Linked DNA regions of Mus musculus: all the other regions are linked to region 2. A link is a loop called in an ENCODE intact Hi-C map of the cell type or tissue named here. Cell type or tissue: heart. All regions are shown on one strand. Links, peaks and the distances in the headings refer to the core of each region. The heading gives the core; the rest is flanking DNA.

The links. Peaks named below come from ENCODE experiments on the same cell type or tissue, not always from the same donor. Only the 100,000 strongest peaks of a DNase experiment are listed, where the experiment ranks them.
Region 1: it touches region 2 in a loop (3-fold over the local background); 9 of 42 quality-filtered maps call a loop at or near these places.
Region 3: it touches region 2 in a loop (9-fold over the local background); 18 of 42 quality-filtered maps call a loop at or near these places.
Region 4: a loop joins it to region 2, with 2.7 times the contacts of the local background. A loop is called at or near these places in 4 of 42 quality-filtered maps.

The regions. Positions count from the first base shown.
Region 1 is chr10:127,934,521-127,940,085 of GRCm38, reverse strand. It overlaps Gm40805 (a long non-coding RNA gene), which reads left to right. Exons shown (of 5, transcript XR_872186.1): 2 at 783-1,008; 3 at 1,447-1,602; 4 at 3,623-3,725; 5 at 4,435-4,545. Among named protein-coding and RNA genes, the nearest start is that of Gm40804, 12 kb to the right of the region's middle. In heart, for the core only: a CTCF peak has its summit at 2,452 (motif pointing right); no DNase peak of the experiment used is centred there.
Region 2 is chr10:127,671,832-127,677,396 of GRCm38, reverse strand. It overlaps Nemp1 (nuclear envelope integral membrane protein 1), which reads right to left and starts at 332. Exons shown (of 9, transcript NM_001113211.1): 1 at 170-332. The coding sequence starts at 299. It overlaps Gm16230 (a long non-coding RNA gene), which reads left to right and starts at 638. Exons shown (of 4, transcript XR_872178.1): 1 at 638-726; 2 at 2,415-2,600; 3 at 4,768-4,847; 4 at 5,029-5,062. In heart, for the core only: a CTCF peak has its summit at 2,501 (motif pointing left); DNase peaks (open chromatin) are centred at 466, 2,446 and 3,116; H3K4me3 peaks cover 794 bases; H3K27ac peaks cover 688 bases.
Region 3 is chr10:127,731,410-127,736,974 of GRCm38, reverse strand. Tac2 (tachykinin 2) reads right to left here. Exons shown (of 7, transcript NM_009312.2): 7 at 5,207-5,426. Among named protein-coding and RNA genes, the nearest start is that of Zbtb39, 5.3 kb to the left of the region's middle. In heart, for the core only: a CTCF peak has its summit at 2,310; no DNase peak of the experiment used is centred there.
Region 4 is chr10:127,567,543-127,573,107 of GRCm38, reverse strand. It overlaps Lrp1 (low density lipoprotein receptor-related protein 1), which reads left to right. Exons shown (of 89, transcript NM_008512.2): 30 at 6-180; 31 at 265-359; 32 at 542-691; 33 at 1,079-1,219; 34 at 1,568-1,702; 35 at 3,693-3,824; 36 at 4,075-4,209; 37 at 4,390-4,519; 38 at 4,629-4,755. Among named protein-coding and RNA genes, the nearest start is that of Gm16217, 26 kb to the left of the region's middle. In heart, for the core only: a CTCF peak has its summit at 3,481 (motif pointing left); DNase peaks (open chromatin) are centred at 1,617 and 3,467.

The DNA.
Region 1 (5,565 bases), core at 143-5,142, 260 kb before region 2:
TGCCACAATAGGATCCTTCTGCACACATTTATTGGGAGAGCTTGATTGCAGAGGCGAAAAGACCCCAAGCCCCAGAACTGGCGCTGCTTATATAGGCCTAGGAGAGGCATGTCTCACACCCGATTGGTTATGCTTTCAGTACCTCATTTACATGTCCACACCCGATTGGTCTATGCATCCAGTACCTCATTTACATGCCTCATTTACATATCTACACCCGATTGGTCATGCATTCAGCACCTCATTTACATACCTCGGTCCAGGCAGTGACTCGGCAAAAAAACTCTACTGCACATGCGCACATTGGTTGTTTACCCAAACTTATGGGTGATGGCCAGCGGTAGCCAGCGCCACCTTGTAATGGCATATGTGGCTTCCCACACCAGTCTGTCCAACTCTTCCTGACATTGGATGACATACTCCATCCTATGGCCTCAATCCATCTGTCCCTGCTAAACCTTGCCAGAATGCTGGTCTGCACCCTAGTGCCATGTCTTGGATCTAACGCTCGGCTCTCCCACCGATTTTACTATTCCTCTTCAAGTGAATGGTTTTCTGTTTATGCAATCTCTACTGGGTCAGCTCAGGATCAGAGCAGCAGATCCTGAGACCATCCCTCTAGTCACACAATAACAACCTTGCCCACATGCTTTCCCTGTTCCTACTTTCCACTCTGATGTTATACAAATGCTCAACTTCAACCTCTCCTGCAGCTGGGGTTTGCAGTGATTGACAGGAGGCATTAATTCTCTTTTTGAATTCTTCCTTGTGTTTTACTCCAGACAACTGGACTGTCCTACGATCCCCTGGCTCAGTGAAGTGAGGTTCTGTTCGTTATTACCGTCATATTGTCAGTGCAACCTCCTTATATTCTGCGAGGTTGCCTGCAACATCTTCCTTTCCCTTCCACTGAATGGCCACATTCCAACCTAGGAGCTTGTCCCTTAAGCTTTAATATATTCGACCTGGAAGATACCTGGATTTGGGAGAATAGACATTGTAAAGGCAGTAAGTGCTTTGCATGTGCGTGTGCATGTGTGTACGTCTGCTTTTGTCTGTCTATCTATGTCTCTCTGTATGTTCATGCTCACATGGGTATGGGTACATTAGCAAACGTGTGTGTGGAGGCCAGAGACCGATCTTGAGAGTTATCCTCAGGAACACTGTCCATCCATGTTAAGATGAGGTTCCTTTCTCTTTTGCCTGGGACTCACCAATGAGGTAGGACCGACTGGCCAGGAATCCCCCTGCCTCTGCTTTCCCAGCACTGAGATTACAAACATGTGCTACTGTGCCTAGTGCTTCTGTGTGGGTTTTGGGTTGAATTCATGTCCTTGAGTTTGTGAGGCAAGGGGCTTAATCGGTTGAGATATCTTCCTGGGCCAATGGATGCTTCTGGTTAAATTTTAGAAAATATTTTAAAAGATTTATTTAATTTTATTCTAGGTGTATGCAGGCAAACTATCCTCTCTGAGCCAAATTTGAGATTGCTGTGAGAAGGGGGTTGAGGGAAGAATCTTTAAAGGTGAAACCACAAGAAGACCTTCAATATCCATGAAAACAAGAAAAAAATTGGCCTGTCTGGCAAGTTAAGTAGTTAAGGTGACTCAAAACAATCTTTGGTATCTTTATAGAAGATTATGTATATATATAATATTAATATATAATATGTTATATGACATATAATACAGAATACATATAATATACACATACATATAATACATATAAACATATACACATAATAATATTAAATGCATGTAATACATATATACATACATAACATATAGCAACATATAACATACAATATACAATACATAATATAACACATAGCATATAACACATACATATTATATACAGTACATATAAGTATACATTTTATATTATATATTATACATTACCTATTACATACTGTATATTATTATTATATTTCATTTACTATGCATTATATATTATACATAATATGTATTATATATTACACGTGATATCATATATCATATAGCATGTTATACATGTCATATGTCATACATCATGTGCCATATATCATATATTATATAACTAGATATATCATAGCAAGTAGATAGTCACAGCTGTACATTTTTGGGTGGGGGTCACTGAGTCAGAGTTATGAGGAACTTATCTTTCAGGGATTTTCAGTCAGAGACAAAAGGCTAGTGGCTACCAAGATGGCTGCCTAGTATAAAATGGAGTTTCTTTAGCTTGCACAAACAATGCTCTACTCCTAGTCAAATATCCTTAGGGAGAGTTAAATTTAAAATAATATTTGGCCTTTGTACTTAGCTCCTCAAGGTCCATCCATGTGGTAGCATGTACCAATTCATTCTCTCTCTCTCTCTCTCTCTCTCTCTCTCTCTCTCTCTCTCTCTCTCTCTCTGTTTGCTTTTTGTTTTTGGTCCGTTTGTGTTTGTTCACGCAGTGCCTGAAGAGACCAGAAGAGGGCATCAGAGACCCTGGAATTGGAGTTGCAGACAATTTTTATTTTTTATTTTTTTATTTTTTCCTGCTATGTGGTTTCTGGGAACTGAACCCAGGTCCTCTGCAAGAGCATTGAAGGCTCCTAACTGCTGAGCCATCTCCAGCCCCTTCCTTTTAACTTTTTGAGGTCAAAGTGTTAGCAAAGGCAAGGAATTAGACTGTTCTAATTTCTGTTAATGTCACGAATTTACCCAGCTTCCATTTCCTCCAGGTCTTGGAGCTTATCCTAGGATACAATTATTTCTTTTCTGATTTGGTTCCCAGCATGATGGCGTTTTGTCCATGAAGAGCAATAAACAAAGCCAGGAAGTCACAGGGACACCCAAAACTAAGCAAATAAAAACAGTTATCAACTCCAGGGGAAACGAAACAGCTTGGAAATGATTGCATAATCCTTATGCTGTAACGCTTCATATCTCTCTGTTCAGTTTTAACCTTGATACTTTGGAAGGGGAGGAGTGGATCGCTGAAACAGATGAAGTCTCATAGTCCACAGGAAGAATCAATAGAAAATGAGACCCACATCAAAAACAAACCGCACAAATACATTGCTTGGAAATGTGGCAGTAAATTAAAATAGTGAGTTGGAAGGCGTCAAAGCATAGCCCGGTGTGGAGTGGGAAGTGGAGAGGGAAGGAAGTCGGTCTTGCTCGGGGCTGCCTCATTGTCTTTATAGAGCCACGACACATGCTTCTTGATTATGGAAACACATTCAGAGAATGTGCTAGTGGTTGTCATCCTTGTACTAAAGTCGTGGAGTGTATTATACAAACTTAGACGGTCATGACACAGTGACGTCTGAGGTGACGTCATCTTACGAACCGCGGCCTCTACGTGGTCCGCCATTGGTGGACCGCAGCACACACGCAGCAGTGTTTGCATGTCTGTGTGGCTTCATGGTGTCTGTAAAAACCACACTTCCAAACAGAATGAGAGAGAAGGGTCTCATCGTTTTCTAGAAGCAAACTTGTGCTGCAGCCCTTGAAGTCGTGGTTTGGGGAAAATGCCAGAAGTATAAAGCAGAAAAGAACAGCAAGTACCTCGCTCCCTGAAGATAATTGCTCGTAAGACTGCAGCTCAGAATGTTTCCTCCCAGTCCAGTACTTAACCCAGCTCATTTCTTTTGCAGCTCAAGATTCAATTGAACTCAATCAGCCCACGCTGGGCATTATGCCCAACTGCAGCGTTAGGTGCTCAGAACGAGACACGGTCCTGACCTTTCATTGTTACAGGTTAGATTTACCACAAAGAAGCAATAGCAACATTTGTTGATTGCCTTGAGACATCTTTGCATTAATTCTTAGAAACTACATTCATTTATTTGGGAGAATAGGGGTATCGTGGTGTGCATGTAGAGGCTTGTGGAAGTCAGATCTCTCCTTCCACCATGTGGGTTCAGGTAATTGAGTCAGATTGTCCAGCTTGGCTGCCAGTAGCAAGACTCTTTACACGATGAGCCATTTCTCCAGGCCACTTTCAATTCTTATTAACAAGCCGATATTGTATCCATTGAGCTTGCCCCGGTGACTCCAGAAGTAGTGGGAAACTCTGCCAAGGCCAGTAACATACTTTCCAAAAGAAATAGACACAGTCTAAATCAGTCATCTATTAAGTCTAATTCTTGGTATATATTTGCCACATGTGATTACAGGCCCTGACTTTGCGTGAGTTACCCTAGTCATGGCTTCAGAGTAAAGAAGGTAGAGGGCAGTGAAGTTGCCGGGTGACCACCAGATGACTGACTTCTTGCAATTTTATAATCCTAATAATAAAAGTTATAAGCTGAGCATAGTGGTACATTTCTGAGTTCCCATCACTTGGGAAAGGGATGCTGGAAGCTTGTTTGAAGTCAGACTGGGCTAAACAGAGGATCTTGTCTTTGAAGAACTGAAAAGAAGACTCAAATTATGTACGTTTTAGAGCTAATTGTTGTTTTCACAGGTAAATTCTCAGCTCCAGTGCCTGCTCGCCACCGTGTTCCCTTCCACGATGATCATGGACTCAACTCTCTGAAACCATAAGCAATTTCCCAATAAACTCTTTCTTCTGTAAGTTACCTTGGTCAAGGTGCCTCTTCAGAGCAAAAGGAATGCGCCTAAGACAGCTGGTAGGCAAACGGGCTTTAGTTGAGTTAGATCTTGGCTTTTTGAAACAGAGTTTCAATGTGTGGCCCAGGCTGGCCTTTCATTCACTCCATAGCCTAGGATATCCTCAAACTTGTGATCCTCTGCCTCTGCATTTAAAGTGCTGAAATTACATTTTATTTCCCATTTAAATGCTATTCTTTTTTTGTTTGCTTGTTTTTTTGTTTTTTGTTTGTTTGTTTGTTTGTTTTTTGAGACAGGGTTTCTCTGTGTAGCCCTGGCTGTCCCGAAACTCACTTTGTAGACCAGGCTGGCCTCAAACTCAGAAATCTGCCTGCCTCTGCCTCCCGAGTGCTGGGATTAAAGGCGTGCGCCACCACGCCCAGCTTAAATGCTATTTTTTCATTTCTTTCATCTTTGTGAACAAAAGGGTGACCCCAAGCCTGGTATCAAGACTGTGTTAGTTTGTTTTCTTTTTGTTTATTTGTTTGTTTTTTTGGTCAGCTTGACACAAGTTAGACAACAGTTGAGAAGAGGTAACCTCGCTTGAGAAAATGTCCCCGCAGGATTGGCCTGTAGGCAAGTCTGTGTGTTGGGGGGTATTTACTTGATTAATGATTGAAGTGGGAGAGCCACTGCGGGTGGTCCCCCTCCCGGACAGTCAGTCCTCCCTGGCTGTATAATAAAACACGCTGATCAAGCAAGCTTGAGTAGCAAGCCAATAAAATGTGTTCCTCCATGGCCTCTTGCTTCAGGTTTCTACCTTGAGTTCTTGTCCTGACCTCCCTTCATGACCTACTGTAAGGAATAAGATGAGATAAACCCTTTCCTCTCTGGGTGTTTTTTTTTTTTTTTCTTACAGAACGTCAACAGGGGAGTGGGGGGCTTGAGAGATGGCTCAGCAGTTAGGAGCATCGACTGCTCTTCCAGAGGTCCTGAGTTCAATTCCCAGCAACCACATGGTGGCTCGCAACCATCGTAATGGGCT
Region 2 (5,565 bases), core at 213-5,212:
CTGTCCGGAGGGCGGCCCGGGACCCGTCAGTGCGGACCGTCCCTGGAGCGTCTCACTCAGCGTCCCGAGCTGCTCCGAGTAACGGGCCGCACCCTCGGGATAAGAAACCACTTTTCCACATTTAACGCCCTCGCGCCCGACCCCTGGGCAGCCGCTGCCCGGGTGGTACCTGAGCCGCAGACCACGCAGCCGGCGACGACCAAGAGCAGCCATGTGGCGCCGCCGCCGCCCCCGGCCCCCCAGCACCGGGGCCCTGGACCAACCGCCGACCACACCGACACTTTGATTCCTCCCGCCATGGATGCCTCACACCGCCTCCTCCTCGCGTGCCCCTCCTCAGCAACTGTCTCCGAACGGGCAGCGCCGGCAGCCAATCGGCTGCGAGACCCGCCCCCACCCCCACCCGTGGAGCAGGCGGGGCCTCGCGCGCTCCGCCCTCCCGCGCCCCTAGGAGCCACACCTCCTAGCAACGCCAATCCTGGCAGTGACGACAGGAAGAGCCCGCCCTTTCCCCGCAATCTGCTTCCGTCCGCGGTTTATTTACAAATGAGATTGATGGAAAGCTTACCCAATAGGAAATCAGAATGAGAGGAGGCCTCCTGGACTGCGTGTTTCCATCGAAACGTCTCTTCTAGTTTTTCTTTCCTTTCTTCCTCGGCCCTTTTATGACATGCTAGCCAGTGGCAACTCTTCACGAGTAAGGTTCTCCCGTGACCGTTTTTTAAGGTAAAATGATTGCCAGCCTGTCTCCAAAGTTCTGAAATATTTCAGCAATAAGTACAGGATTATTGTGCGTTGTCAAGGTTTTGCAGGCATAAACAACGTTTGAAAATGTAGAGATAGAGCTGAGATAGAAACTCTGACTTCGATCCCCAGCACTGCAAGAAAAAAACAAACAGAAAACAAAACACCAAAAAAAAGTATTAATTTGGCTTCGGTTTCCTTTTTTGACTGAAGATGTAGCTAAACTGTGCACAAGGCCCTCGTTTCAATCACCAACGCCACAGGAATAAACTACAAGTCCCGAGCATTTCTGGTTTTGAAACGAAACAAGTGATAATTAAGACAGCTTATCCTCTCCATTTGGGAAAAAAAAAAAAAAAAGCCAAGGCTAAGAGAGAGAGAAAAAACACAAAGTAGGTTCTGAGCTCAAATCTAAGTTCTTTCTGTGGCTTAGGTGCCTCCCAGTACTTGCAGTCCAGGCACTGTGTGTGTAGCACTTACAGAAATTGAAAATTGAAGCACCTTTTTTTTTTTTTTTTTTTTTTTTTTTTGGTTTTTTGAGACAGGGTTTCTCTGTGTATCCCTGACTGTCCTGGAACTCACTCTGTAGACCATGGCCTTGAACCCATAAATCTGCCTGCCTCTGCCTCCCAAGTGCTGGGATTAAAGGCGTGCTTGTAATCCCATCACTTGGGAAGTTGAGAATGAAGGCTTGCTGAGAATTGAAGAGTAGCCAGGATTATAGAGTTTGAACCGTGAGAACCTGTATGTGTGTGTATATACATACATATATATACACACACACACACACATATATATACATATACATATATATATACACATACATACACACACACATATATATACACACACTTGTGTGTAGACACATGTATACATGTATATGCACATTTATACACACATATAGATGGCTTATTGCGATGGCTCGGTTGTGTAAACCTAGAACTCATATGACAGGAGAAAACCAACTTCTGCTCCCACAGGACCTCCATACTGACTCTGTGGCACACAATACCCCCCACACAATTAATGGATCGATTGATAAAAAAAAAAAAAAAAAAAAAAAAAAACTTTTAATGTCAAGGTTAACAGGAGGCGTGTTGGTCCATATCTGTTAACTCCAGCATTCAAAACACTCAGGTCAGAGGATCACAAATAAGATTAGCTTGCACTACACATCTAAAACCAACCTCAAAACAAAAACTTACATTAATGTGAAACAAGGGAAGACTAACAAACTATCCCAGACAAGGGAGCATACGTAAACACGATGAACCACATGTCATATAATATGGATCTTGGAACAGGAAGAAAAAAAAAAGCCCGAAAAACAAAACTGAGATTGCAAGCGTGAGTCACCTCTTCCCTGCCAGTCCGCCCTGCCCATCTTTCGGTCCTGCTTCGGTTTCTGTGAGTACTGTACATATTCTCTGCCTGACCTGCAAATGTCAAGCCATGTAGTGGGAAGGAGCCTTGTGCACCAGAAAACTTGGGTTTGAGCTCAGTAAATATAGACAAAAACTGTAATAGAAGCTGCAGAGCTGACCCCACAGTGAACAGTGTGGCACTGCTCCATCTAGCACAGGACGGAGTTTCTTCCCAGCACCCACTTCTGGTGGCTCACTGCCTGCTGTAACTGCAGAGATTCTAACACCCTCTTCTGGCATCCACAGGGTACTACATTCTCACTGCCTGCTGTAACTCCAGGGATCCTGTCACCCTCTTCTGGTCTCCAAGGGTACTACATTCTGCCTGCTGTAACTCCAGGGATCCTGTCACCCTCTTCTGGTCTCCACAGGGTACTACATTCTGCCTGCTGTAACTCCAGGGATCCTGTCACCCTCTTCTGGTCTCCAAGGGTACTACATAGGCACTCATGACAGGACATAACTGAAAATTAGAACAGAATGAAACCTTAAGCGTGTTTTTTCTTAATGTATGAGTCAGTGAGTCCTATGTATCAGTGGAAGGTAGCAGAAGAGATGATGCAGATATATGGAAAGTCTCTGCTACCTTTTCAGTGCTCAAGGAAGTCAAAGATGGGTTTTTCTTTTTGTGGTTTTTTTTTTAAGATTTATTTATTTCATGTATATGAGTACACTGTAGCTGTATAGATGGTCGTGAGCCTTCATGTGGTTGTTGGGAATTGAATTTTTAGGACCTCTGCTCCGCTCACTCAGGCTCAAAGATTTATTTATTATTATACATAAGTACACTATAGCTGTCCTCAGACACACCAGAAGAGGGCATCAGGTCCCATTACAGCAGGTTGTGAGCCACCATGTGGTTGCTGGGAATTGAACTCAGGACCTTTAGAAGAGCAGTCCACTGACTGCTTACCCACTTACCCACTTACTCTTACTCACTGAGCCATCTCGCCAGCCCATAGATGTGCAGTTTTTAGACAGAGTCTTGGCTATATGACCCTGGCTGTCCTGGAGCTTGTAGAGATGTGGCTGGCATCAAAGTCTGAGTGATCCTTCTGACTCTGCCTGACAAATGCTGGGATTACAGATATGTGTTGCCATGCTGGCACGCCTCGCTTGTCTTCCAGGCCTTCCCTCCCTCTGTCCCTCCCTCCCATTCTTCCTTCGTTTCCCTTTTTCTGGTTTTGCTGTGTTTTTTTGTTTGTTTGTCTTCAGATTTATTTTTATTTCATGTGTATGGGTGTTCTGCCTGCATGTATGTTTGTGCACCAATGGGTGTGATGCATGTGCTGGTTAGAAAAGGTCTGTGGATGCACTGGAACTGAACTGACAGTTAACTGCCAGATGCTGTATAGAACCAAACCTAGACCCTTTGCAACAAGTCCGCCTAACCACCGAGCCATCGCTTCAGCCTGGTCTTGGGCTGTGTGTGTTTGTGTATTATATAAATATTATATATACATATACATTGTATAGATATGGTTTCATGTGCCCCAGGCCATCTCAAATTTCCTATATAACTAAGGACAACTGTCAACTCCTACCCCTAACTCCCATGTGCTGGAATCGCAGGCACCGGCCTCCATACCAGGCCAGGCCAGGCCTTCCCATTCTCACTGCTGGCTGGGCTTTCTCTTTTGTTCTCACTAAAGTCAAAAACAGGTGAACTATTTTCAGGTTTGGGAACTAACTCCATCAGATCACTGACCACTCACCACTGCTATGATGAGACTAGGTTATCTCTAAACATGTTACACTTTCATCACCCAAATGAGTGCTGTCATTCAAAGAGAGCGAGTGAAGCAGTCCATGTCTTTTAGCACTGAGGAGACTCTTCAAAGCATTTCAAGAGTCACCTTTGGTGGCTATAATGCACATTCATTATCTGCAGGTGGATCTGATTTATGCAAATAGCCAAAATACTCAGGCCCAGGCTGCTGAGTGAATAGTGTAAATACTATGTTGGTAAATATGTTTCAGGTTTGGAGTTTTTGATGTTTTTTTGTTTGTTTTTAATTTAGAAGGATAACCTGGCGCACATTCACTATATAAAAGAGCAACCAAAAAGGAGATAATGACACATGCCTCTAGTCCCAGGGCTTGGGAGGCAGAGGACCAGGCAGGGCCAGCCTGGTCTACAGAGGGAGTTCCAGACAGCCAGGGCTACACAGAAAAACCCTGTCTTGAAAATATCCAAAGGAAGAGACAGAGAGAGACAGAGAGGGAGAGAGACAGAGAGACAGAGAGACAGAGACAGAGAGAGGAGAGCAACCGCACGGCCATCTAAGGCAGCATAGAATTACGAAAGAAGTGTTTGAGTAGTAAGATGTAGGAAGAATGGTGTCAGCAAGCCTGAGGAGGGACGCAACCCAACCCCTTGCAAGCTGCTCTTGTTTTCTGTCATAAGATGACTCTAGTCAGATTAGAGGGGCTTGGTTTGGGGCTTTTTGTTTGTTTCTTTTGTGTTTTGGGACCAAAAACAAAAACAAACAAACATACAAAAACCAGCCTCCTACAAGCTAGGCCAGTGCTCTACCATGACACTGTATCCCCAGTCCCCAGAACTAAAAGAATCATGTCTGTAACTTTTTGGATGTAGGAATTCTGAAGGTTTGAAGCCACTAACTGTTTGATGAAGTTAACTGAAAAAGGATGGAAGCTGTCAACTGTTTGATGAAGGTAACAGAACCAATCAATGACCAAATCCTCCTGCGTCTGTCCTGGTCTCCCCTTGCCACTGACCCACCCAGCCCTTGCCATCCTCGCTGGCATTTCCCTGTGGGAAGGAATGGCTTTTACTTTCTTTGAAGCTACCCCCCCTAGGTTTTTGTTGTTGTTGTTGTTTTGTTTTGTTTTCCAGACAGGGTTTCTCTGTATAGCCCTGGCTGTCCTGGAACTCACTTTTGTAGACCAGGCTGGCCCAGAACTCAGAAATCCACCTGCCTCTGCCTCCTAAATGCTGGGATTAAAGGCGTGTGCCACCACCACCCGGCTCCGGCTAGTTTTTTTTAATTTTTTGTTACTTCTTTAAATGTATTTAGGGTTGGAGATACATACAGACCTCGTGAGTCACCAGGCTGAACCTCACACCTTCAGACTTGGAAATGGTGATTCTTCTCACTGACCCCATCTCTTCCTCACCCTCTTTGTAAAAAAAACACCACCACCACCACCACCACCACCACCAAAAACAACAACAAGCCCTCTATTGTGTGGCATGAATGATTTGGGCAGGTGGTCAGAACAACTTCATGGACTCCATTCTCTCCTTCCACCTTTACACATGTCCTGGAGGTTCTTGGGAGCCATCTAGTCACTGTCCTGGTGCCCTCTGGAAAACAGCCCTCCTCTCTCCTAAATGCAGGTCTGTTCCTTCTACTCTGTGTTTGAGTCTTTA
Region 3 (5,565 bases), core at 215-5,214, 60 kb before region 2:
CTGTCCTAGGTTCACCCAAAAATACAGCCTGCTTTAATTGGACAGTCATGGACTTGACCTTTTCTCCTCCTGAATGTCAGGGTTAACAAAATATGACAGAGGCGAGGAAGAACATATACAAGAGTCAGGGAAAGAGGGGACTGCTGTAGATCGCCATCCTTGGAGCATGACAACGCATTTGTCCTCTTGAATTATTCTACAGCTGTGACTGACTATATCTGCATTAAGACTGGACTTATGGGAGGGAAGGGCTCTCATGAGGTCCCACCCCTTTACAGGATATATAGGCAGTGTCTTTGTTAGGGTATAGATTGCTGTGATAAAACACTGTGACCAAAGCAACTCGTAGAGGAAAGACTTACTTTACCTGGCTCACAGCTTATGTTCTATCATAAACGGAAGCCAAGGCAGGAACCTGGAGGAAGAAACTGAAGCAGGGGCCATGGAGGAACTCTGCTTACTGGCTTGCTTCTACTTCAGAACCTCCTGCCTAGGGGGGGCACCACCCACCTTGGGCTGGTCCCACCCACATAGATCTTCAACAAGTAAATATCTCACAGGCTTACCCACAACCTGGTCTCATGGAGGCATTTTCTCCACTGAGGTTCCTTTCTTGCAGGTGACTCAAGCTTGTGACAAACTGACAAGAAACTAACCAGCACAGGAAGTTATTGGCTGCTGGGATGGAGGGCAGCCTCTATCTCCCTGAGGGTGAATAAGTAGTTAATGATTGCTGAGATTATTTTCTTCGGTGATGTCGCCCCTGTAAGCTACCCAGACTTTATTAATAACCCCTCACTCCTGCTCCTGTAAAGCCTAATTAAACACATTGCTTCACCAGGCTAGACTTGAAACGCAGTCATTTCTTTGGTCTGTCATTGGTGACTTATCTGGAATGAACAGTCATTTGTCTCCCACAAAGGTTCACTGTGATGGTTTATATATGCTCGTCCTAGGGAGTGGCACTATTTGGAGGTGTGGCCTTTGTTGGAGTGGGTGTGTCACTGTGGGTGTGGGCTTTAAGACCCTCATCCTAGCTGCCTGGAAGCCAGTATTCTGCTAGCAGCCTTCAGATGAAGATGTAGAACTCTCAGCTCCTCCTGCACCATGCCTGCCTAGATACTGCCATGTTCCCACCTTGATGAGAATGGACTGAACCTCTGAACTTCTAAGCCAGCCCCAATTAAATGTTGTCCTTATAAGAGTTGCCTTGGTCATGGTGTCTGTTCACAGCAGTAAAATCTAACTAAGACAGTCACACAACAGCCATGGAACCTGTTCTTATGGTTTGGGGTGAGGCGTTTCAGTTTGCTCTTCCATGGAAGAGTTCCTTTCAGGTTGGTACTATGTTCCAATGACAGGACCAGCTCCCACAGATGGGCAAGGCAGCCCCCTGAAGTGGAAGTCTCTGGTTGTGTCATTTGAAGCAGACTCATGGTGGTGTTTTGCTGAGGCAAGACTCATGAGAGGACATGTGATGTTTGGAAAAAGTGTAAATAGGATTCAATGGACAGTGACAGGACCCTTGCATGTCTAGCCTTGCAACGCTTTGCTGAGAGAGGCGTGGCAGAGAGCTGTTCCTGGTGTCCTGGCCAGCCCTGGTCATTCCCACCTGACTCAGTCAATTTGGAGGAGGCCTGGCTGTTTCTGCTGGATCCCGCCACCACTGCTGATTCGTGTTTGCTACCCTGACACTACTGGACTGGGCTGCTGGTATCCTAATAAATGGAGATTGCAATCACCCCAAAGAACTTCTGAAGCGGTCCACACCCCCTTGTCCTAAGCCTCCAGCCCCCACAGCTCAGACATGACTCCAGAGGGACTCACAAGATCTGTTCAACCTCTTTCACCAGCTGCCTTTGGAGTATGGAGTCCAGTCAACTTCACCAGCTAACAAACCACATGGAAGCTGTAGTTCATAATGTATACTGTTCATTATCTAGAGATGTTAAAGTAAATGACAGTCACAACGATGCATATGCACAAAGCCAAGTGGGAATTTAGCCCAGAGTTTAGTAGGGGGAGGGTCTCACTGCTCTAAGTAAAGTAAATAGGATTTTGAAAAGACGGGTGTGGTACCAAACACCCATTAACCCAGAGTTTAGAAGGCAGGGGGAATTTGGGGAATTGAGACCAGCTTGGGCTACATAGTGAATTCAAGGTCAGCCTGGACTGGGTTACATGGAGGTTCGGGGGTTCGGGGTGGGAAAGAAAGGGAGGAGGGAGGAAGGGAGGGACAGAAGATAATATACAGAGAGAGAAAGAGAGAAAGAGAAAGAGACTGGTTTTTCCTGGAACTGTAGTATTTGTTAGCTCCACCAGAGAGCAACCTCTCTGCATTTATGGTCTGCTTGGCTGACAGTTGTCACATGCAGCTCAGCAGACATGCCGGACTCCAGGTTTGAGCAGAGCCAACCCTTCCACAGCCCTAAGGAATTCTCCCAGAATGTCTCAAATACCCTGCAGACAGTCCTTTTGGAAGGTCCGAGAGATGACTTGTGGGGAACGACCCTAAAATCTAGAGTGGGGTCATTTTTCTTTTCCCCAGCATATTTTTATTGATTATTTGGGAATTTACATATCCCAATCACACACCCTGTTTTCCAAGGTTTGTTCTCCCACCCTAGTGCCCCCTACCTCAAAAAAACAAAAAACAAAAAAAAAAACAAAAAAAAAAAACCACACATAAACATAAAATACAATCTGTGCTGCCCTTGTTGGAGCATGGTCAAACTCCCAGCAGCCAGCCCCTCAGAGATAACTGAGTCCTTTCCCATCCCCCTCCTCACTCCCGGAAGCCAACAACCTCCTGAAGGACCCTCCCCAACAGCATCCTGTGTAGACCCTTCCCCCTTTCCTCGGGGGTGAGGGAGAGGTTACCAACATCTCATTCTCCCTTATAGCCCTCGTCACCATCAAGTGTGGTCATGTGAGCCGGCTATGCATGGACAGCTTTCTCTCCTTTGCCCATTGTGGTGCTGTCAGTCAAAGGAGGACCCAGGTAGAAACAAGAACTTTCCCCGGGGCAGAAGAACTGCAGGAATCAGCACCGGCTCCAAAGCCCTGACCTGGTGCTGCCTGGTAGGTAAGGCTGAGTGTCAACTCTGCATTTCTCCTGCACCTGGCCAAGGCTAGGAGCCTGGGGACCGCCCATTGGTGGCATGGGATCATCAGCATATCAGAGTGATAAAAGAAAAGACAGGCACACCCAACCATGGCATGTCAGGCCACATTCTGGACTCCACTGTGCCAGCATTGGGAGGTAATTGACTGCTTTACCCTTTCATGGCTACAGCAGCCAGCTAATCCTGAGGACATTTGCTTCTCCTTTGGCCTCTGTAGTAGCCTCCCCATCTTGCCTACATCCCAACTGAATGTAGCTGTACCTGCTTGTCCACAACCCTGCCATACTACAAAATCCATGTATGGGTATTGTGGGTTGTTTTGTTTTGGGTTTTTTTTTTTTTTTTTTTAGGAGAGGGGGGGATGACTCTGTAGTGGCTATTCCTGGTTGTCAACTTGACTATATCTGGAATGAACTGTAATACAGAATTGGAAGGCTCACCTGTGATCCTAATCTTGAGGCTGGGAGATACAAGTTTCTGACCCAGATCTCGGTGTGGAGATTTTGAGGCATAGTGGCTATGAATCCCAGGAGACTAAGGCAAGGAGATCTCTGAGTTCAAGGTCATCTGGGACAAAGCAAGTCCCAGATCCAAGGGTAGTGGCACACACCTTTAGTCTGGGCCACACCTTCTGCTGGAGACCTACATAAGGGCATTGGAAGAAGGAAGATGCTCTCTCTCCTTCACCTGCTTGCCTTGTGGGACTGAGCAACTGCTAGATCCTTGGACTCCCATTCACAGCTGCTGCTGACCATTGTTGGGGAGTTGGACTACAGACTGTACATCATCAACAAATTCCCTTACTATATAGAAACTACCCATAAGTTCTGTGACTCTAGAGAACCCTAATACAGGTTCCATTTTTTTATTGGTCCCAGATAGAGAGGACAAGAACAGACCAAAGACACACCTGTGTCTGAGTTCAGCTTGATGAACATTTAAGTTTGGAGTTTGAAGTTACAGCCAAGAGCACATTATGTGGGTAGCTGTAGCTATGTTGTGGAAAAGCCTCCCAACACCACCCCAGCATGGGTGACACTCATGAAAGTCTCGTCCAGTGGAACTTCCAGGCAGCTACACTAAAATGAGCCTCAAGGCGTCCCCTGCCATAGTTTACTACTTCACATCCTTGGGGGGCGGGACAGGGATTCCTTAGCCATCTCGCCCTTCACATGGGAATGTTAATAAGCCAGTCTCAGGAGGGCCTCATGCACCAGATATCACAGCTGCTCTGATGGAAGACAGCAATAATCAGATGTAACCTAGAGGAAGCAGCCAGTGACAATGGTTGCCATCTTCCCCAGGATCTGTTAGAACCCACGCTATCATTTGGAGTTGCTAAATGGATTTTCTCGGGTTCCGTTTAGACACACAGGCAAGCCTTTCAGAATGTCTGCTTTCCCTTTATCTGAACTGGCCTAGGCAGGTTCTTGATTGTTAGTAACTATCCAAATCTGAGGGTTGGTTCTTTTTGTTTTCTTGAATCAGATTCTCACTTTGTGGCCAAGACTGACTTCAAACGTAAGATCCTCCTGCCTCGACTTCCTGAGGGTTACAGTGTGTGTCAAACTGGTGTCTGTCTGAATGCTAGCGTTTCAGGGGTCTGTCTGTCCGAGTACCACCACACTGAGTGCTGAGATTCCAGGTGTACACCACCACACTAGTGTATATCTGTTCTTTTTTAGTCACCAAATCAGTTGTTAATTGTATGAAGAATTATTTAGGGCTCTCGTAGAACAGTTATTATGTCTCCAAAATGAAAGTGTGTCTACTTAAATACCATATGTAGGGTTTTGTTTAAATTGGTGTGCATATGTGTGTGTGTGTGTGCATGCATGTGCATGTATGTGGTGTGTAAGAAAAGTGGCTCCTGCAATGGCACACATGTGGGGTCCAGAGAACAATCTCTCCTCCTGTGAGGGATCCAGGGATTGAACTCAGGCCTTCAGACCTGTGCAGCAAGCCCCTTTACCTGCTGAACCACCTTCCAGGCCCTGTATCATCTTTTTTTTTTTTTTTTTGCATGTATGTATTTATGGAAAAGCCCACTCGTTCATCAACCAGCCTATTGCATCAGTCACTCCTTTGTAAAAACCCTTTATTGTTGACGAAGAGAGATAGCATTTTTAATGCAGGACACTACAGAAACCATAATTGCTATGGGGTTGAGGCTGTTCATATGCAGCTTCTATGCAGAGTAGGGAAGGGAGCCAACAGGAGGACCTTACAGGCAGGGGAGGAGAAGAGGAAGCAGGAGCAGGCACTGCTTTATGATGCAATCCGGGGTCCAGGGGTAGAGTGCTAAAGGCAAAGATAAATAAATAAAACTTTAAATCACGTCGTTGTCCTACAAAACACCCACTGTCCCACCCACTGAGGGGACAAGGGCTGGCCAGCTTCGGGAAAGAGCACACCTAACTCTCAGTTGTCCCTGTACCCT
Region 4 (5,565 bases), core at 360-5,359, 100 kb after region 2:
CCCAGACTTGCCCAACGCCCACGGGCTGGCTGTGGACTGGGTCTCCCGAAATCTGTTTTGGACAAGTTACGACACCAACAAGAAGCAGATTAACGTGGCCCGGCTGGACGGCTCCTTCAAGAATGCGGTGGTGCAGGGCCTGGAGCAGCCCCACGGCCTGGTCGTCCACCCGCTTCGTGGGTCAGTCTGCAGCCCAGGGTTGGGGAGCACCTGTGTGAGGAGGGGAGGGGAGGACCCTTACCCAATTCTTGGTTCCTTTCCCAGCAAGCTCTACTGGACTGATGGGGACAACATCAGCATGGCCAACATGGATGGGAGCAACCACACTCTGCTCTTCAGTGGCCAGAAGGGCCCTGTGGGTATGCACTTGCCCTTCTTGCTCCTGCAGGCATCTAGCTCCATTAGGAGATGCTCCTAGTGTCTCTCTGGTGCCTTAGGCCTCTTCCAGCTTCCAGCTTGGTGCCTACTCTCACTATACCTTGTCCCAGAGCCACAAGGTTCAGGGAGGGCTCCATGGCTCTGACACCCACTCTTCTTCCAGGGTTGGCCATTGACTTCCCTGAGAGCAAACTCTACTGGATCAGCTCTGGGAACCACACAATCAACCGTTGCAATCTGGATGGGAGCGAGCTGGAGGTCATCGACACCATGCGGAGCCAGCTGGGCAAGGCCACTGCCCTGGCCATCATGGGTGAGGGCTCGGGTGGAAGGAGGGATGGAAGGAGAGCAGGCTAGGCACAGCTGAACAGGTGATGGGGGAGATCCTGAAGGCCACTTTCCACCCCCTGCAAGCCTAATGACTTCTGCAAGAGAGCTGGGGGGGCTAGAGAGATGGCTCAGTGGTTGAGAGCACTGACTGCTCTTCCAGAGGTCCTGAGTTCAATTCCCAGCAACCACATGGTGGCTCACAACCATCTGCAATTAGATCCGATGACCTCTTCTGGAGTGTCTGAAGACAGCAACAGTGTACTTACATATAATAAATAAATCTTAATTTAAAAAAAAAATCTATATTTAAAAGAAAAAGAGGACTAGGAAAGAGCCTTCCCAAGAGTCTTATTCCCTCCTGTTGCCCCAGGGGACAAGCTGTGGTGGGCAGATCAGGTGTCAGAGAAGATGGGCACGTGCAACAAAGCCGATGGCTCTGGGTCCGTGGTGCTGCGGAACAGTACCACGTTGGTTATGCACATGAAGGTGTATGACGAGAGCATCCAGCTAGGTATGCAGTGGGCGCACAATGTGGTGTGTGGAGGGGGTCTGCGGCGGGAGGGATGAGGGGTGGCAGAGAGACTGCAGGGCTGTGACCATGAGCAGCCTCCAGAACGGGGGGGGGGGGTGGTGAGGGCATAGAGGGAGGGCTTTTTACCTTACCCCCACTCGTGTGAAATGTAGACTCAGTCTGGCCAGAAGGTCCAGGGATCTAAGAAGACATGAGACCTAAGAATTGGGTTGGGTGTGACCCTGACAGGTCCAGGGTGAATCCAGTGACTGTTGTCCTCTCTGAGCAGCCCAAGCCTGTCCCCCACCAAGGCTCACCCTTTCTTTTCACTCCTGTGTCCTCCCGCAGAGCATGAGGGCACCAACCCCTGCAGTGTCAACAACGGAGACTGTTCCCAGCTCTGCCTGCCAACATCAGAGACGACTCGCTCCTGTATGTGTACAGCCGGTTACAGCCTCCGGAGCGGACAGCAGGCCTGTGAGGGTCAGTTCCCGGCATTTCCTCTCTGTCCAGCCTTGACCCCTTCTACCCTATTGCTACATTATGCGTTTGAGAAAGATGGTGTTCATCGTGTGTTACCAGGAGGCTTCTGGGCTAAATGCTTATCCAGTGCCCCTTTCTGGGTACTGCGGACAAAAGCTGGAGCCAGAAAGTGGGGCCAGCATAGTGAGAAGCCGGACCACAAAGCGCTAGTGACTGTTCAGGACCTGCAGTAGGTTTTGGTGAGATAGACACCGGCGGCTGACAGAGGCAGGCCAGCTTGGCAGAAGAGGCGTGCCCTGTGCTGTGCCCTGGGTTTATAGAGTGGGTAGAATCTGATGCTTGGTACCTTGAAGAGAGAAGTTGGTGGTACAATAGGGTGTGCTTAACATGCCCTGAGCCCTGACTTAAATCCCAGCTATGTGTGCACGCCTTGGAGACAGACACTCATGCTACATAAGAGGCAAGAAATAGGGCTGGTGAGATGGCTCAGTAGGTAAGAGCACCCGACTGCTCTTCCGAAGGTCCGGAGTTCAAATCCCAGCAACCACATGGTGGCTCACAACCATCTGTAACAAGATCTGACGCACTCTTCTGGAGTGTCTGAAGACAGCTGCAGTGTACTTACATATAATAAATAAATAAATCAAAAAAAAAAAAAAAAAAAAAAAAAAGAGGCAAGAAATATAGCTGAGAAGTCAAGTTCCAGGGCCGCTGAGCCCTGTCGAGGGCAGCGTGGGAAGACTGTGATAAGGCTTTGAGCTAGGGTGGGGACCTGCGGGTTCTCAGCCAGGAGTGCCTAGAAAGTGGTGTTTGGAGATTAACCCAGGGGCAGAAGGCTTGCAGAATGGAGGAGGGAGGAACCAAGGCAGTCAGACCAGTTAGGAGAGTATTAGGAGTGTGTGCGTGAGGAGGCAGGCCCGAGGCCTGGCTACTCAACTGGCTTGCAAGGAAGGGATGAGACATGGAGGCACTTCACAAGAGCCTGCTGGTTTACAAGCTTGCCCTTGGACAGCACTTTTCCCCAAAGTGCTCTGCCAGAAACCTCCTGCTTTGATGTGGGTGGGTGTTACAGAAAGGAACCCTGGGCCGAGCAACATGTAAACATTGTGTTTTTACTGTTTGGCTCCTCAGAACCCTGAGTACACTGAGCATATTTTGGGAGACTTTTAGTGTCTGCACGTGGTGGTGGTGGTGGTGGTGGTCGTCTCTTCTTCTTCTTCTTCTTCTTCTTCTTCTTCTTCTTCTTCTTCTTCTTCTTCTTCTTCTTCTTCTTCTTCTTCTTTTTCTCCTTCTCCTTCTCCTTCTCCTTTCTCCTTCTCCTTCTTCTTCTCCTCCTCCCCCCTCCTCCTCTTCCTCTTTTTCCTCTTCTTCCTCCTCCTCTTCCTCCTCTTCTTTCACAGAGTTTAAGCAACCAAGGCTTAATGGAGGGATTCACTGGGGCACACATTGTATTCAAGGGATGGGAGTCAGGGAGGATTCTGGGATGCATAGAGAGCAGTGCCTTCTCAAAAACAGGAAAACTGGAAAGAAGACTGACCCAGGGGCAAGCAGGATGTTGAGAACTTTATGTTGGGAAAGGATTTGGAACTGAGCAGAGGCAGGGCAATGAGAAAGTTAAGGTCAGACCAAGTGCCAAACTGGGAATCTAGATTTTGGAGTCTTGCTGCTCTGGTTGTCTGCTGCGACCTCCCCTGAGGCCCTTGGAAGGAAGACTGGGGCAGGGTGCTGAGAAAGAAATGTAAGTCTCTTTCTGCCCTCTTGTGGTGAATAGTGGTTCTGCAGGTGGTCTCCCAGAGCTGGGGCTCTCAGAAGCCAGTTAGGTTGCCATCTCCTGTCCAAGGTCCGGGCCTCACACATGGTGTGAGCGTTTAGAGGTTCAGGAGATGGGTAGAAGAAACTGCCAAAGGGGAAGCTGAGAAAAGCAGTTTGAGGGTGACAGGAACCTAGCTTTGTCAGCAAGGCTCATGCTTAAAGTGTTTTTGTGTTGCAGGTGTGGGCTCTTTTCTCCTGTACTCTGTACATGAGGGAATTCGGGGGATTCCACTAGATCCCAATGACAAGTCGGATGCCCTGGTCCCAGTGTCCGGAACTTCACTGGCTGTCGGAATCGACTTCCATGCCGGTGAGCTATTGTCCCGGGGATTAGTCAGCATGCCCCAGTAGTTTATGGGAGTGACACATTAAAGTCCTAGAAGGGCTGCCTGTACTGACTGTAGCAGCTGCCTCACTCCTTCCTGCTGCCTCCCCACTTCCAAGAAAGCACCCGGCACCCACAGCCCCCATTCGGTGCTATCCTGACCCTCCTCGTGATTTGACCCTTTGCCTTGCCTCTGCATTGAGGGGCATTCTCATGTCTGCCCCTCTGCTTCCAGAAAATGACACTATTTATTGGGTGGATATGGGCCTAAGCACCATCAGCAGGGCCAAGCGTGACCAGACATGGCGAGAGGATGTGGTGACCAACGGTATTGGCCGTGTGGAGGGCATCGCGGTGGACTGGATCGCAGGTGAAATGAATGGTAGAAGGAAAATAGGCTTTGGGGGAAAGGCACAGGCCATGGGGACGTAAAGTCTGAAGGTATGGGCAGAAGCCAATGGGAGCTACAGGGAAGATTTGGATGGAAGGGGACCAGGTACAAGGCTCCCTACCAATCTCCCTGAACCCCACCGACTGACTCCCTCCTCAGGCAACATATACTGGACGGACCAGGGCTTCGATGTCATCGAGGTTGCCCGGCTCAATGGCTCTTTTCGTTATGTGGTCATTTCCCAGGGTCTGGACAAGCCTCGGGCCATCACTGTCCACCCAGAGAAGGGGTAAGGAGCTAGGCAAGCTGGCTTAGATCTCTTGACCACAGTATAGTCTGACAAGGCCCAGCTTCTAAGTGGGATGGACTCTCACCCCCACTTCCATCCCTACCCACAGGTACTTGTTCTGGACCGAGTGGGGTCATTACCCACGTATTGAGCGGTCTCGCCTTGATGGCACAGAGAGAGTGGTGTTGGTTAATGTCAGCATCAGCTGGCCCAATGGCATCTCAGTAGACTATCAGGTACGGATACACCCTGGAGCTGATGAAGGCGATAACCCTAGTTCTGAGCCTTTCCCTATCAGTTTCCCTGTGGTAACCATCAGGGTTAGACGTGGACCAGGGAGGGTGGTGGCAGCCTTTAACCCATTTGTCACCGAGAATAGTAATCTGCCCTAAGACGATGGAGGGTGGTCATGCTGAAGTAGAGTATGAGAAAGCTGGGTGTGGTAGCATATGCTTAACACTCAAGAGGCTGAGACAGGAGGATTACTTCAAGTTTGAGGCCATCTTGGACTATTCAGTAAGATCTTACCTCAAAAATTTAAGATAAATACATAGATAGATAGATACATAGATACATAGATTGATAGATAGATAGATAGATAGATAGATAGATAGATAGATAGATAGATAGATACATGATAGATACATAATAGATATATGGTAGATGTATAAATAGGTAGATGATAGATTGATAGATGACAAATAGATAGGTGATAGATAAATAGATACATATATAGATGCATAGATGATAGATAGATAGATAGATAGATAGATAGATAGATAGATAGATTTTAGATAATAAACATAGGTGTAGGTAAATAGATATATACATAGATACATAGAGATACATAGATATACATAGATACATAGATAAGAAGCTAACATGATATTTGCCTAACATGCTTGGTCCTGGGACTAGTCTCTAATGCTGCAAATGAGGGCAGTAACAATAAATAAATTAAAAAGTATAGAGTGAGGGTGTGTGGTCCACACAGTAAGTGTGGTTACACATGGAGCCGATCCCTACTGGAAAGCAGGAGTTAGCCC